2 separate regions of the Homo sapiens genome follow, and region 2 is linked to region 1. A link is an interaction called in ENCODE POLR2A ChIA-PET data of the cell type or tissue named here. Cell type or tissue: OCI-LY7. All regions are shown on one strand. Each heading gives the region's core, and the rest is flanking DNA. Links, peaks and the distances in the headings are about the cores only.

Region 1 (7,693 bases), core at 1,987-5,986:
TGAGAGAGCCTCTCACTGCCAGGCACCCAGCCAAGTGTCTCCCCTGTATTATTTGATCCTATTCTCCTAATGGCTCTGGCCACCAGGAATTGTCATTCCAATCACACAGAGGACATGGCTGAGTGACATCACCAAGGCACCCAGCTCAAATTCCAACTCAGAGCCACCTGATTCCATGCCTGCTTTCAAAGTAATCAGGAAGCCTGGAGAGCCTCCAGCCCTCCACAATCTGCAGCAACAGCATGAAATTCCCGGCTGACCTGTAGACACATCAGTCATCTCCCTGAGTCATTTTAGGGGCTCTCAAATTAACTTTCGGTCAGAAGCACACAGTGGGACTCCTTGAATGATGGCATAAAATGATCAGCAGTTGCCCTTCCTAGTAAAATGGGTGGAAATGATGTTTCAGCGTATCATTCAAAGTCTCTAGAAACTATCCCAAGGATATTTGGCAAATGGAGAAACGGGTTCACTCAAGAGAATCCACTAAATCTCCCTAAGAACAGTGAGAGTCGGTGGCATTTAAGGCATGGCCTACTCCACTACTCCCTCATCCCCAGCTCTGCATTACTCCACCTCTGGGGTGTACAACCAAGAAGACGAAAAGTGCCACTCCTCCAAACCCCCAGTTTAGGCTGTGGCTCCACACCAGGAGGAGAAGTTTGCTGGCATTTATCATCTTCCCCAGCCCCATGCTGAAGAAGCTCCAGGCATAGTAGTAGTTCCAGAATACTAGGGCCCCAATGCCCCCTGCCTCAGCTAGCTCATAAGGCAGAGGTTCACCCTAGAAGGGACGAGCCACAAAGGCCAGGCACTGCCATGTCTCCCTAGTTTCCACTCATAACATAAGGATGTCACTCTGGAAAAGCAGGAAAAACAGGTCTCCACCTCCAGCTTCAGTGCACTGGTACATGGGTTAGGCCTGGGAGAAATTCAGGCCATAAGAAAAAAGGGCTGCATAGCTCTGTCTGACTGAATTGACTTTATTTGAAATAGTGAATGGAGAATGCCATGCTTAAGGGCATTGCCAAAAACAATGGAGATTTTGGTGGAGAGCAACTAGGAGGAAGCTGGTAGATCTGATACAAGAAAAATGGCATTGCAGCCAGAAGCTTAATACAGGGAAGCAGGAAAGAGACAGACAACAACAGCCATCTGAGGTCACACACAACTCTGGGGGTAAAGAATGCTGTGTGCATGCACCAGGCTGTCCCTGTTCAAGAGCAAGCAGAGTAGATGCGGCCAGACCTGGAAGCATTCTCCAAGCTGCACAGAGACCATCAACACAGAGCAGAAGTCTTACTTAAGAAAGAAATTTAAGCACAACCTCTGACTGAACACAGAGTGAACAATAAGCTACTCTGATCCAGGAGTCACTCCTAGGAAGCCAGACTTTATGAAAGTTAGTTACCACTGGCAGTCAGGAAGCCTGAGTGCATGCCCAAGGCTGTATCCTCTCAAGAGTAACCAGAGAGGGAACCTCTAAGCTACCAGACTCTGGCTAAATGTAGGGCAAAAACAGTAAAGTCCTTGAATTGTGATGGAAGCTCCAAGTCACACACATATACGTTGGTAAAGGTAAAAATTTAGCTGGCTGAGGGGATGGTACCAGAACCACTGACTAATTAGTGTCTATGCCAACCCAGAGGCAAGCCCTAGGTAGCCAGGCTAAAACAAGAATAAGGAAGATCTGAGCAGGGACATCAAAGCTACACATTGTGAGGAAAATAGACTTTGCACAATCAGTTCAACCGAGCCACTATACAAATATGCAAATGGCCAAGCAAGGAACATCAGTATCCAAGGCTGCTACAATACATTAATTAAGACCCCCAGTTTTAAACAAAAAGTATGAAGCATGCAAAGAAAGAAGGAAGTGTGCTCTACACATGGGTATAGAAGTAGGCAATAGAAAATGCCTTTGAAGTGTCACAGATGGTGGAATTAGTAGATACCAAAGTAGCTGTTAGGAATATGCTCAAAGAATTAAAGGAAACTATAACTAAAGAATTAAAAATATGATAAAAATGTCTCACCCAGCAGAAATAAAAATATTTAAAGGAACCAAATAGAAATTCTAGAGTTAAAAAAATACAGTAAGTGAAATTTTAAAAAATTCACTAGAGGGCTAAACAACAGATTTGAGCAGGTCTAGAGTCAGTAAACTTGAAGATAGATCAATGGAGATTGTGCATACTGTAGGACCGAGGAAAAAAGAATGAAGAAAAAAATGAATAAAGCTTCAAAGTAGTGTAGTATATCATAAGTACACCAACATATGCAAGATAAGTGTAGACGAAGGAGAGGACAGAGAATAAGGGAAAGAAATATTTGAAAAACAATGTCAAATAATTTTCCAATTTTGATTTAAAAAAATTAATCTGCACTGGCAAGAAGCTTAATGAACTCTAAATAGAATAAATGCAAAGAAATCTACAACCATATACATCATAGTTAAAATATTGAGACACATCCTGAAAAAAGAAATGCAAAGAAAATTGTGAAAGCAACAAGAGAAAAATAAACATGTACAAAGAAACCACAATAAGACTGGCAGCTGACTTCTTATCTGAACACTAAAGACAAGAAAGCAGTGGGACAACATATTCGAAGTGCTGAAAATTATACACACACACACACACACACACACACACACACTAACCAAGATTCCTATATCCAGCAAAACAGTCTTTCAAAAATGAAGGTGAAATAACAATATTCTTGGATAAACAAAAACTGAGAGAATTTGTTGTTAGCAGATTTGCCTTACAAGAAATACTAAAGTCCTTCAGACTGAGAGCAAGTTACATCAGAGAGTAACTTAAATCCACATAATAAGAAAAAGAATGCACATAAAGGTAATTATGTAGATAATCACAAAAAACATATACTTGCATTTTTATTCTTCTTCACTGATTTAAATAGCAATTATGTAAGATTATACATATTATATAGATAGATTATACACAGATTTTATATAGATCTATATATAGATTATATGCATTTTTGTGTGTGTGTGTGCATGTGTGTATACATACATACAGTATACATATGTATGTGTGTATACATACATACAGTCATTCCTTATTTTCCATGGAAGATTTGTTCCAGGACTTCTCAGGGATGCAAAAATTCACAGATGCTCAAGTTACTGATATAAAATGGTATAGTATTTGCAGATAACCTGTGCACATCATCCTGTATACTTTAAATCATCTATAAATTACTTGCAATACCTAATACAATGTAAATGCTGTGTAAATAGTTGTCATATTATACTATATAGGAAATAATAACCAAAAAGTCTGTACATCTTCAGTACAGATGCAATTTTTTTTCAAATATTTTTAATCCACAGTTGGTTGAATTCACAGATACAAAGTCCACACAATATAGAGAGGGTTAACTGTGTGTGTGTGTGTGTGTGTGTGTGTGTGTGTAGAAATGCATTATATATATGTATTTTATGTAGATATACTTAATGTATAGCTATGCTGAAACATACAGAAAGGAATATATTTCACAATAACAGCACAAAGGAGGCAGGTAGAAATAAGATGTGTCAGGATAAGGAAGTGATACCAGATGGTACCACAAAACCGCAAGAGAAATGAAGAGAACCAGAAATTGCAAATAAAAAGGCTAATATAACAATCTCTATAAATATATGATTGCTCTCTTTTCTTCTCTCAGTTCCTTTAAAAGGCAGATGATATAAAATAATCATAATTACATGTTATTGGGTTTGTAACACACAGAGGTATAAAATGTGTAATAAGGATAGCAGCAGGAGGCAGCCAAATGCCTTGACAGATGGGGCGGATCCCCAGTGAAACCCCACCTCCAAGCAGAAGACAGTTTAAAACCTGAAAGCCCAACTGCAAGTTAAATCCTTGGACTGGATTGAGAGCTTGTCCTCCTGTTTGGTGTGCTTTCCTCTGATTGATCCCCAACCTTCACCTATTTTACATATACCTACTCTTTCCTAATTGGTTTTCTACACCGTCACGCCCACCTTTGAGGGGTGCTTTGCTTTAACCTTTTGCATACTCACGAACCAATCAGCATGCACTCCCCATCCAGTGCCTATAAAGACCCCAGAGTCAGTGAGTGGAGGGAGAGATGGCCTGATTTCACGAAGAGACAACCTGACTTCAGGGAAGACAACCTGCCCATCCCATCCCCTCTCCAATTCCCCTCTCCAGCTCCCCTCTCTGCTGAGAGCTGTTGTCATGGCTCAGTGAAATTATCTGCCTTCACCATCCTTCAATCGTCGCATGACCTCATTCTTCCTGGATGCTGGACAAGAGCTCAGGACCTATGGAGTGTGGGTACCCAGAAAAGGTTGTCACACTGGCCCTTGGCCCTTGCTGGCAGAGGATAGCTGCCCCATGTGATGAGGCAAAAGGCCACCTGAGGTGCTAACACACCACCATCCATTGGACTGTGGATGGCGGAACTAAAAGAACACTGTAACTCCCCTTCTGGGGCTTTGGGGTTACAGGCACCCTCACCTGGGTGCTGCCATGTTCCCCTCAAGGTGACACACATGGTCTGGACATGGGTTCTGCACTCTCTCACTCACATGCTCCATCCTGCAAAGGGGTGAGTGTGGTGGGCCGAGTAGATGGGGCAATGAAGAAGAAATAGGGAAACAAGCAAGCAAACAAGCAAAAAAAGAAACAAAATAAAAAACAAAATGACAGATATAAATCCAACCATATCAATAAAAACATTATGTAAATATATTACACAATATAATCAAAAGCCAAAGAATGTCATCCCAGATCAGTGGTATGTGGCCTACTGGAGACTCATCTTAGATTCAAAAACACAAATAGATTAAAGGTAAAATAGGCCAGGCGCAGTGGCTCACGCCTGTAATCCCAGCACTTTGTCAGGCCGAAGCAGGCAGATCACAAGGTCAGGAGATCGAGACCATCCTGGCTAAACGGTGAAACCCCATCTCTACTAAAACTACAAAAACTTAGCTGGGTGTGGTGGCACGTGCCTGTGGTACCAGCTACTTGGGAGGCTGAGGCAGGAGAATCGCTTGAACCTGTAAGGCGGAGGTTGCAGTGAGCTGAGATTGCACCACTGCACTTCAGCGTTGGCAACAGAGCGAGACTCTGTCTCAAAAAAAAAAAAAAAAAAAAAAAAGAAAGGTAAAATAATGGAAAAGATACACCATGCAAGCAGTAACCACCAAAGAGCTGGAGTGGCTAGACCAGTGCTGCACAAAAAAGACTTCAAGACAAGAATTGTTACTAGAGACAGAGGGATTACTTAATAATACTAAAAAAAAATCAACCTACCAAGAAGATAGCACATTTACAAACATATATACATCTTAATGAAAGCCCCAAAATACATGAAGCAAAAACTGACAGAATCAGAGGAAGAAACAGACAATTCAAAAATAAAAGTTGAAGGCTTCAATAGCTCACTTGCCTTAATGGATAATTCAAATACCTGTAGCATGAAAAAATATTTAAAAAGAGATGGATATCCCAGTTACCCTGATTTGATTATATGAATGTAGCAAATCACCACATGTACTCTGAAAAGATACACATTGAATATCCATTAATTTTAAACATTGAAAGTGATGAATTTTAAAAAATAAATATATATGTTTTAAAAGAACAGCTAAGCAAAAGATCAACCAGGACATATACAATCTGAATGAAGCTGTAAGCCCACTAAACCTAACAAACGTAATTAGACTTAACAGACCTGCATCTAAATAGAACATTCCCAACCACCAACAGCAACAACACATTCTTCTCAAAATCACAGAAAATATTCTCTAAGAGAGACAATATTCAAGGTCATAAAAAGAAAGCCTCAATAAATCTAAAAGGGTTGAAGTCATACAAAGTATTTTTCTCAAACACAATGAATGAAATTAGAAATCAGTAACAAGGAAATTTTGAAAAATCATAAACGTGGAAATGTAATAACATACTCCTAAACAATAAATGGATCAAATAAGAAACCACAGGGGCATTAGAACATACTTTGAGATAAATGAAATCAAAGGTACAGCATCCTAAAGTTCATGGGATACAGCTAACACAGTGCTCAGAGGAAATTTATAATTGTAAACACCTGTATTGAAAATGACGTAAACGCTAAAATCTAACCTGACCTCTTACCTTAAGAAGCTGGAAGGCCGGACGCAGTGGCTCACGCCTGTAATCCCAGCACTTTGGGAGGCCGAAGCGGGTGGATCACAAGGTCGGGAGATCGAGACCATCCTAGCTAACATGGTGAAACCCCGCCTCTACTAAAAATACAAAAAATTAGCCGGGCGTGGTGGCGGGCACCTGTAGTCCCAGCTACTAGGGAGGCTGAGGCAGGAGAATGGCGTGAACCCGGGAGGCAGAGCTTGCAGTGAGCCGAGATTGCGCCATTGCACTCCAGCCTGGGTGACAGAGCGAGACTCCGTCTCAAAAAAAAAAAAAAAAAAAAAAAGAAGCTGGAAAAAAAAAAAACTAAAAAGTAAGCAGAAAAAAGAAAATAATAAAGATTGGACTGTGTGTAAAGTAGAGAGTAGAAAAACAATAGAGGATATCAATATAAAAAAGTTTGTTCTCTGAAAAGATTAACAGATTTATAAAAGTTGGATTTTTTATTGGGACACAATACTTGTATACTTTTTTATGGGGCACATGTGACATTTTGTTGTATGCATAGGATATTTAATGATCATGGTATTTGTGTTATTCTAAAACATTTTTAGATAGACTAACCTAGAAAAAAGTGAAGACTCAAATAACTAACGTCAGAAATAAAAGAGGATCTATCACTACTCAGCTTACAGAAACACAAAAGATCATAAGAAAATACTACAAACACATACTATATCAAAAAATAGATTTCTTAGGTGAAATGGACAAGTTCTTAGAAAGACACAAATTATTCATAATAGCCAAAAGATGGAGACAACCAAAATGTCCATTAACTGATGAATGGATAAATAAAAAGAGAGGTTAATGCATGCTACAACATTGATGACCCTTGAAAATGTTATGCTAAGTGAAGGAAGCCATTCATAAAAGACCAACACAGTGTATGATTCCATTTACATGAATGTGCAGAAGAGGCAAATTTAGAGACACAGAAACCAGATTAATGGTTGCTTAGGGCCAGAGGAAAGGTGGGGTAGGAGTGGCATGGGGATTGACTGCTAATGGGCATGGGGTATCATTTAGGGGAGATGAAAACCTTCTAAACTGAGATTATCATGATGATTACACAAACCTGTGAATATGCTAATAAACATTGAATCATTCACTTAGGTAGGTGAATTAGATATGAATCATATCTTAATAAATGTTTTTTTAATTAAAAAATATATCAGAAGGCTTAATTGTTACCAAAACACCAGGGGTTTGGTCTAGGTCCTGCTGCTCACTGCACAGAAAGCCAGTCACTGAAACAACGAATATTGTCCCAGAGGAAGGTACTGCAGCCAAGGAGATGGGAGATCAGTGTCAAACCCATCTCCCTGACCCACTAAAACTAGGCATTCATATAGCAGGGAAGAAATGCAACTGTGTGTGGGAAAACAGGAATTAGGGAGGGTTAAGGAAGACAAACTGGTCAACAGGAAGCAGGTGGTCACTTAGACAATCATGATGGGTGAGGGGTCTGACATCTCATTGTGAGATGCAGTGGTCTCATGAGT
Region 2 (7,693 bases), core at 2,092-6,091, 1.6 Mb before region 1:
GGTGTCACTTAAAGAAGTAAATGAGGCTCCAGCTTGATCCTTATAAGCTGGGTGAATGGGGAGGCCCCGTCTCATTCCCTGAAGCCTCAGATGAGGAAATGGCTATTGGAGGGGATTTCACACCTTTCAGAAGGACCCATTGTTCCAATTGAGCTCTTGGAGATAGGACTCAGTCAGTAAATGCTTCTTGAATGAGTAGGTGGTTGGACCAGATCAGTGTTTCCCGTGGGAGGAATGTGAGATGGTTTTGGGTGGTACACAGATGTTTTACATGTTAATAGATATTTATTACAGCATTGTGCTAGCAGAAAATATTGGGCAGCACATTTGACCTGAGTGTTTTTTAAAAAGTGAGTGATTTAAAAACACAGTAACTTGAACAGGCAGCATGTGAATGTCATGGAAACTGAAAGCATTTGTGGATTGAAAGAAGAGTGGGAAAATCTCTGAGGTCTTTCCACATCTGAGACGTTTGGTTCTTTGAATCCGGGCTTTAAATATGAAATCAGGATATAAAAATAGAAGTGATATTCTCTGGGTTTTGTGAGCAGAGATGTGTAATGGAAATTGACAGGCAGAACTGGATGTGCAGCCTCGTGGAAGGTGCAGAGATAACAGTGTATTAACACTTTGGTGTCTGCTGTGGGCAGCCTTGCGTGTGTATACATCATTTAACAAAATTGGGAACATCCTATACATACAAACAATAATCGGGTTGGTTCACCTGATACTGTAACTCTGTGTTCAGTTTTAGATGGGATCATTTGGTCATTGTATATGTGTGTGTTTCAGGCTTTTTGTACCTGTCGTCGCAGTGCCTTGCAGTATGACTGTGCCAGTTTAAGCTTCGGGCAGCTCAAGCACCCTCTTCCTCGTCTTGGCCAATGCCAAGTTAGATTAAACAATACTTTTGTTGACAATTTGATAGGAGAAATATAACTCTCTGTTTTTACTTTCATTTCGGGTTTTTTACATTATTGATAAGGCTGAGCTTTTGGTGTGTTCATTGATCTGTTGTGTTTCTTTTGTGAACTGCCCCCAAGTTTGCCTTTTGTCTTAATTTTTTCCTCTGGGATTTTAGGGTTTTTTATTTATTTGTTTTTAAGAGTCCTTCATAATGTAAAGATGTTAGTATTTTGTGACATGTTAGTTATTTCTCCTAGTTTATTTTAGAGACCGTCTCGCTCTGTCACCCAGGCTGGGGTGCAGTGGCGCAATCCTAGCTCATTATAATCTTGAGCTCCTGGGCTCAAACAATCCTCCCACCTCAGCCTGCCAAGTAGATATGACTACAGGCATGCACTACCGTGCCTGGCTAATATTTATTTATTTATTTATTTATTTATTTATTTATTTATTTATTATTTTTTGGTAGCAATAGAGTCTTGCTATGTTGCCCTAGTTGGTCTGAAACTCCTAGGCTCAAGCAGTCCTCCTGCCTCAGTCTCCCAAAGTGCTGGGATTACAGGCATGAGCCACCATGCCTAGCCTGTGTTTCCTAGTTTAATACTTGCTTTTCATGTTTGCTTGTGATATTCACACTTACTGTATTTCTTGTTGTAAAGGTAAATATTTGATTCATTCTGTGACACACCTGCTCTTCCATTTAATTTGTTTAAGGCTAATGAACCATTTATCTTCTTATAAACTTTATTTATTTATTTATTCATTCATTTATTTATTATTTTTTAGATGGAGTCTCACTCCCGTTGCGCAGGCTGGAGTGCAGTGGCACGATCTCGGCTCTCTGCAACCTCCACCTCCCAGGTTCAAGCGATTCTCCTTCCTCAGCCTCCCGAGTAGCTGGGATTACAGGTGTGCGCCCAGCTAATTTTTGTATTTTTAGTAGAGATGGGTTTTTGCCATGTTGGCCAGGCTGGTCTCGAACTCCTGATCTCAGGTGATCCACCTGTCTCAGCCTCCCAAAGTGCTAGGATTACAAGCAAGGACCACCATTCCCAGCCTTAAACTTTATTTCTATTTTTTATTTTTTTGAAATGGGGGTTTCACTTTGTTGCCCAGGCTGGACCTACATTCCTGGGCTCAAGCAATCTTCCTGCCTCAGCCTATAGAGTAGCTGAGACTACAGGCACGTGCCACCATGTCTGGCCCATTTAACTTCTTTGAAATCAGATGTGATTGGTTCTCTGTGTCCTGCAGTCACTGTCAGTTGTCATTACCTGTGCATGCTTACGTGGTTGTTATTCCTGGTGGCATGGCTGGGCAGCTGTGACTGCAGCCCCTGGATGCTTTAGTCCTCATACCACTTAAGGACCATTTGAAGAAGGAGCACAAATCCTGATTGTTGTTCAAAAACTGTCTATTCATTACTTCTGATGAGATGAAGAAAGAGCCAGCATTAAAACTTACAGAGCGAGGGCCAGGGCTCAGAAGACAATCTCAGAGAGGACAGTAAAGATCTCTCTCTCTCTTTTTTAAAAATTTTTTTGAGACGGAGTCTTGCTCTGTCACCCAGGCTGGAGTGTAGTGGTGCGATCTCGGCTCACTGCAACCTCCGCCTCCAGGGTTCAAGCGATTCTCCTGCCTCAGCCTCCTGAGTAACTGGGACTACAGGCATGCGCCACCACGCCCGGCTAATTTTTGTATATTTAGTAGAGACAAAGTTTCACCATGTTGGCCAGGATGGTCTCGATCTCTTGACCTTGTGATCTGCCCACCTCGGCCTCCCAAAGTGTTGGGATTACAGGCATGAGCCACTGTGCCTGGCCTAAAGATCTCTTAAGAAATGCCATATCACCAAAGCCCTTGAAAGCACAATAGTCCATATTGTATGGAAACTCAGACATCCTGAAACTGAAGACAACCAGCCTTTCCCATTGATCTTTTCCTTTTCATATGTGTGCAAGAGAGAGAAGTGATACCAGTCTGTTTTAATAAGTCCAAAAGAACTTTTCCAATAAACTCACAGTTACAATTATTTGGCAGTGTTTTTTCTTTCTTGGGAGTACATCTTAGGATTGATGCCTTCTTATTTGATGAAATACGTCATATGGTTAGTGTAGAAAATTTAGGAAGGATAAACCCAGAAATCAGAGAGATAATCATTTTCAGTATTTAGGTATCAATCCACTAGTAATTCTCTGTGTAATATAGATACATATGTATGTATTTACGGGCACATGTGGTACATATATTTTTGGCCTTACCTCTTTCTCTTAACATTATATCTGGAATGTTTTGCCATGTCTGATTTTCTAGTTTACTTTTTAAATGATGGGTTAGTATTTCAGTGAATGGATACACTGTAATTTGTCCAGTTACTCTCCAGCTGATGTCCTGTAAATCCTGAAACTTGCTGCTTGTCTCCCTTCAGAACTCCCATCAGCAGCGCCCGACAGCACTCTCCTCCTCACTGCCCAACACTGGGTGGCAAATCTTTTCATCTTGGCCACTCTGATAGGCTGGACAGTGAGATCCTTCTTCCTAGGGCGCATGGAAACCTGTTGCAGTCACCTGGGTTTGCGGAGTGGGAGGAGGAAAGTGTTAGGGGCACTAGAGGTGGGAGACGGTGGGAGTTGCTGGCTGGGTGTGTTTGCATTATGGACCCGTGCATCTCACCACTCTCTACCACTGTGCACCACTGTGACCATGGACAGGGTGCTCCTGAGGTCAGTCCCAGATGCCCACCAGGCGCTGCGTCCTGAGCCTGCCTCTCCCTCTGGCCTCCTCTCCAGTTTCTTACTGTCCTCCGGCCTCCCTGCCTCCTTTCTGTACTGGAGGCTCAGGTGTGTTCCCTGAGTCTTTCTGCCTGCCCTTCCTCCTGTCTAGAATGCCTTTTGGACACCTGACTCTCCCATTCTCCAGGGCTCGCCACGGCCATCCCGTTCTGAGAGAGGCCTCCCCCTATCATCTTCATCCTCTCTACGAGTCACTGCCTTCATTCCTCATCATCTTGTAATTATCTGCCTCTCCTTTCTCTCCTTGTTTACCACTGTACCCCCAGTGCCTAGCACTTGGCAGACACCCACATGTTCCTTGACTACACTAGTCGTATTGAATAGTGTAAGGAATCCGGAGGTGAGAGAATAGAAGAACCTGCTCTTTATTATGCAAGAGAGTAGTTTTGTAAGTCTACCAAGTTAGGGCTTCCAGAGGGAAGCATTTTGATCAGCTTTTCAACAGAGTTGCTTAGCAGTGGGGTGAGTGCCTTCCTCAGGGGAGTGGTCACGTAGTGATATTGTTGCAATGGTTCTTGCACTGGATGCTGGGGTTGGCAAGATTAGGCTTCTTCCAACCCTTAGAACTGTGGGGTGTGTTCTCATCTGTGGGTTTCAACTGCAGATAAAACTGTTAACACTAGATGGCACTAGAGGATTCATTTGAAATCTGTTTAAGGCCAGGCCGGTGGCTCAACCCTGTAATCCCAGCACTTTGGGAGGCCGAGGCGGGTGGATCACCTGAGGTCAGGGGTTCGAGACCAGCCTGGCCAACCTGATGAAACCCCCGTCTCTACTAAAAATACAAAATTAGCGGGACCTGGTGGCTCATACCTGTAATCTCGGCTACTTGGGAGGCTAAGGCAGGAGAATCGCTTGAAACCGGGAGGTGGAGGTTGCAGTGAGCCGAGATTGTGCCATTGCACTCCAGCCTGGGCAACAAGAGCGAAACTCTGCCTCAAAAAAAAAAAAAAAAAAAAAAAAGGAATCTGTTTATGAAACTGCCACCCACAGTGAAAAAATAACCTTTATCATTGCACTTATACCCTCAACACACACTTGAAACAAAAGTTGTCTAAGTGCAATGGCTCACACCTGTAATCCCAGCATCTTGGGAGGCCAAGATGGGAGAAATCACTTGAGGTCAGCAGTTCGAGACCAGCTATAGCAAAACTTCATGTCTACAAAAAAATTAAAAATTAGAATTAGAAACAAAAGGTTCACAAATGTCTTAACACTATGTGTAATGCATCTTATTTTTTATTTTATTCTATTCCATTTCTTCTTTCTTTCTTTTTTATTTGAGCTGGAGTCTCATTCTGTGGCCCAGGCTGGAGTGCAGTGGTGCAATTTTGGCTCACTGCAACCTCCGCCTCCCGGGTTCAAGCAATTCTTGTGCCTCAGCCTCCTGAGTAGCTGGGATTACAGACGCGGACCACCATGCCCAGCTAATTTTTGTATTTTTAGTAGTTTCACCATATTGGCCAGGCTGGTCTTGTACTGCTGGCTTCAAGTGATCCGCTTGCCCCGGCCTCCCAAAGTGCTGAGATTCCAGGCATGAACCACCATCCCAGCCTCACATTAAAAAAAAAAAAAAAAAAAGCAGGTTTGCAAACTAATTGATCTTATGATATTAATTAGTCACCACTTACTGTTTGAAAAGCACTATTTTAGATAACTGAGTAAGTGTATGGTTATAAAACTGAGTATGTTTTCCTTGGACAGTCTGGGCTTGTATAGCAAATTGTGCACATTAGTGAATATTTCACGTTTCTGTGAATTGCTGCATGGAACACCTGAACATGTGTTTTGGGTGTCTATGGATGACAGATTGGGAGATGTGTTTGTACAGAATTCAGCACCTATTGTAGTCAAGGCAGAAGTAAGCCTTGGCAGTAGATATAAAGAAAAGGTATATTATCTGCTTCTAGGAGCTCAGAGACATCACACACACATTCCCTACATTTTACCTTAGCAGGGAACAAGGAAATGGGGGTATTACTCAGGGTATCATTAGGATGCTTTAGGCTGTTAACAGAAGCCTGACTCAAATTGGCTTAAAGGGTAAAAACACTTATTATCTCACAAAATATACGTTCAGAGATAGAGCAGTCCACAGGCCCAGAGCAGCTGAGCATGGCCTTCGGGATCCAGGTTCTTTTCATGACTCCTCAGTCGTCCTAAAGCTGGTTCTACTCATGATTGCAACAAGGCTTCCTGTGCTAATCAGGGTTTCAGCTCCCAGCCTTGAAACACAAAGCCTTAACTCCTTGTACTGTAGACCAGAATAGAGACAATTAAGGCTCCCATGGCATTTCCCAAGTTGTACACGTATTGTTCATTCGTTCCTGGTTTCCCCACTCTGACCTCTGTAAGGGGAGTAAGAGGACGGCACCTAATACAGAGTCAGGAGAAACACTTGGGTTAATTCATGCTGTTTGTCAAGTGTTTCTGAGTCTCCCTTCCCCTGGGCACAGGTCTTTTCATTTAGTGGAATTAACTGACTAGCTCTGGCCATGAGTTTGCAGAGTGAATAAATGGCTGCACATCTTTTGTATGAAGCATGAAGTGAGGTTATTTGCTATGTAGGGTCCTGAGAAGTGAACTAGCACTATGAGGAAAGGGAGTCAGAAGCCCACTGTGGGCAATGTAATGGGCGGTACGTGAACATAAAGATGAATGGATGGCTGCGTCTTCGCATGTGTAACGGGGCACTGAATGTGCACTTGGCCTTTCGAGGTGGATGGTTGGTTTTTGTCGAGTTCCTTGACCTGGTTCCTGATAACTTGGCAGCGGACCCTGGCCCGAACCTACTCAATCTCTACTCACCTTCCTCTTTTTTTCTCCCTTCCAGGCTTGCAGTAAGGTTGGGCTGCTGGCACGACCCTTACATCCACCACTTTGTGAGACTGTCTAAAGACAGGAAAGTCCCTGAAATCAACAGAGGTAAGTGACCATCTCCCTCCCCGAAAGCTCCTTATCAGCCAAGAGACCTGAAGTTTCAGGGGTTCATTCATGTTTTTTTTCCTCACTTTGTTACCCAGGCAGGAGTGAAGTTGTGTTCGAAATTGGTGGGTTCTTGGTCTCACCGACTTCAAGAATGAAGCCGCGGACCCTCGCAGTGAGTGTTACAGTTCTTAAAGGTGGCATGTCTGGAGTTTGTTCCTTCTGATGTTTGGATGTATTCGGAGTTTCTTCCTTCTGGTTGGGTTCGTGGTCTTGCTGGCTCAGCAGCGAAGCTGCAGACCTTCGCGGTGAGTGTTACAGCTCATAAAGGCAGTGTGGACCCAAATAGTGAGTACTAGCAGAATTTATTGCAAAGAGCAAAAAGAACAAAACTTCCACAGAGTAGAAGGAGACCCCAGCAAGCTGCTACTGCTAGTTCGGGCAGCCTGCTTTTATTCTCTTATCTGGCCCCACCCACATCCTGCTGATTGGTAGAGCCTAGGGGTCTGTTTTGACAGGGCGCTGATTGGTGCCTTTACAATCCCTGAGCTAGACATAAAGGTTCTCCAAGGCCCCACCAGAGTAGCTAGATACAGAGTGTCGATTGGTGCATTCACAAACCCTGAGCTAGACCAGGGTGCTGATTGGTGTGTTTACAAACCTTGAGCTAGATACAGAGTGCGGATTGGTGTATTTACAATCCCTGAGCTAGACATAAAGGTTCCCCCACGTCCCCACCACACTCAGGAGCACAGCTGGCTTCACCCAGTGGAGCCACCTGCCAGTCCCGTGCCGTGCGCCCGCACTTCTCAGCCTTTGGGTGGTCGATGGGACTGGGCGCCGTGGAGCAGGGGGTGGTGCTCGTCAGGGAGGCTCGGGCCGCACAGGAGCCCACGGAGGGAGTGGGAGGCTCAGGCATGGCGGGCTGCAGGTCCCGAGCCCTGCCCCGCGGGAAGGCAGCTAAGGCCCGGCGAGAAATGGAGCGCAGCGCCGGTGGGCCGGCACTGCTGGGGGACCCACTACACCCTCCGCAGCCGCTGGCCCTGGTGCTAAGCCCCTCATTGCCCGGG

Evidence for each region. ChIA-PET counts read pairs that join two places held together with the same protein. Peaks named below come from ENCODE experiments on the same cell type or tissue, not always from the same donor. Only the 100,000 strongest peaks of a DNase experiment are listed, where the experiment ranks them.
Region 2: POLR2A ChIA-PET joins it to region 1 with 5 read pairs; 1 of 35 experiments calls an interaction of 5 or more read pairs at or near these places.

Annotation. Positions count from the first base shown.
Region 1 is chr16:26,697,879-26,705,571 of GRCh38, forward strand. No RefSeq gene overlaps it. Among named protein-coding and RNA genes, the nearest start is that of LINC02195, 110 kb to the left of the region's middle. In OCI-LY7, for the core only: no CTCF peak of the experiment used is centred there; DNase peaks (open chromatin) are centred at 2,573, 3,703 and 3,793; H3K4me3 peaks cover 1,382 bases; H3K27ac peaks cover 3,447 bases.
Region 2 is chr16:25,051,485-25,059,177 of GRCh38, forward strand. No RefSeq gene overlaps it. Among named protein-coding and RNA genes, the nearest start is that of LINC02175, 12 kb to the right of the region's middle. RefSeq lists a silencer at 4,229-4,358. In OCI-LY7, for the core only: CTCF peaks have their summits at 4,309 (motif pointing right) and 4,520; a DNase peak (open chromatin) is centred at 4,337.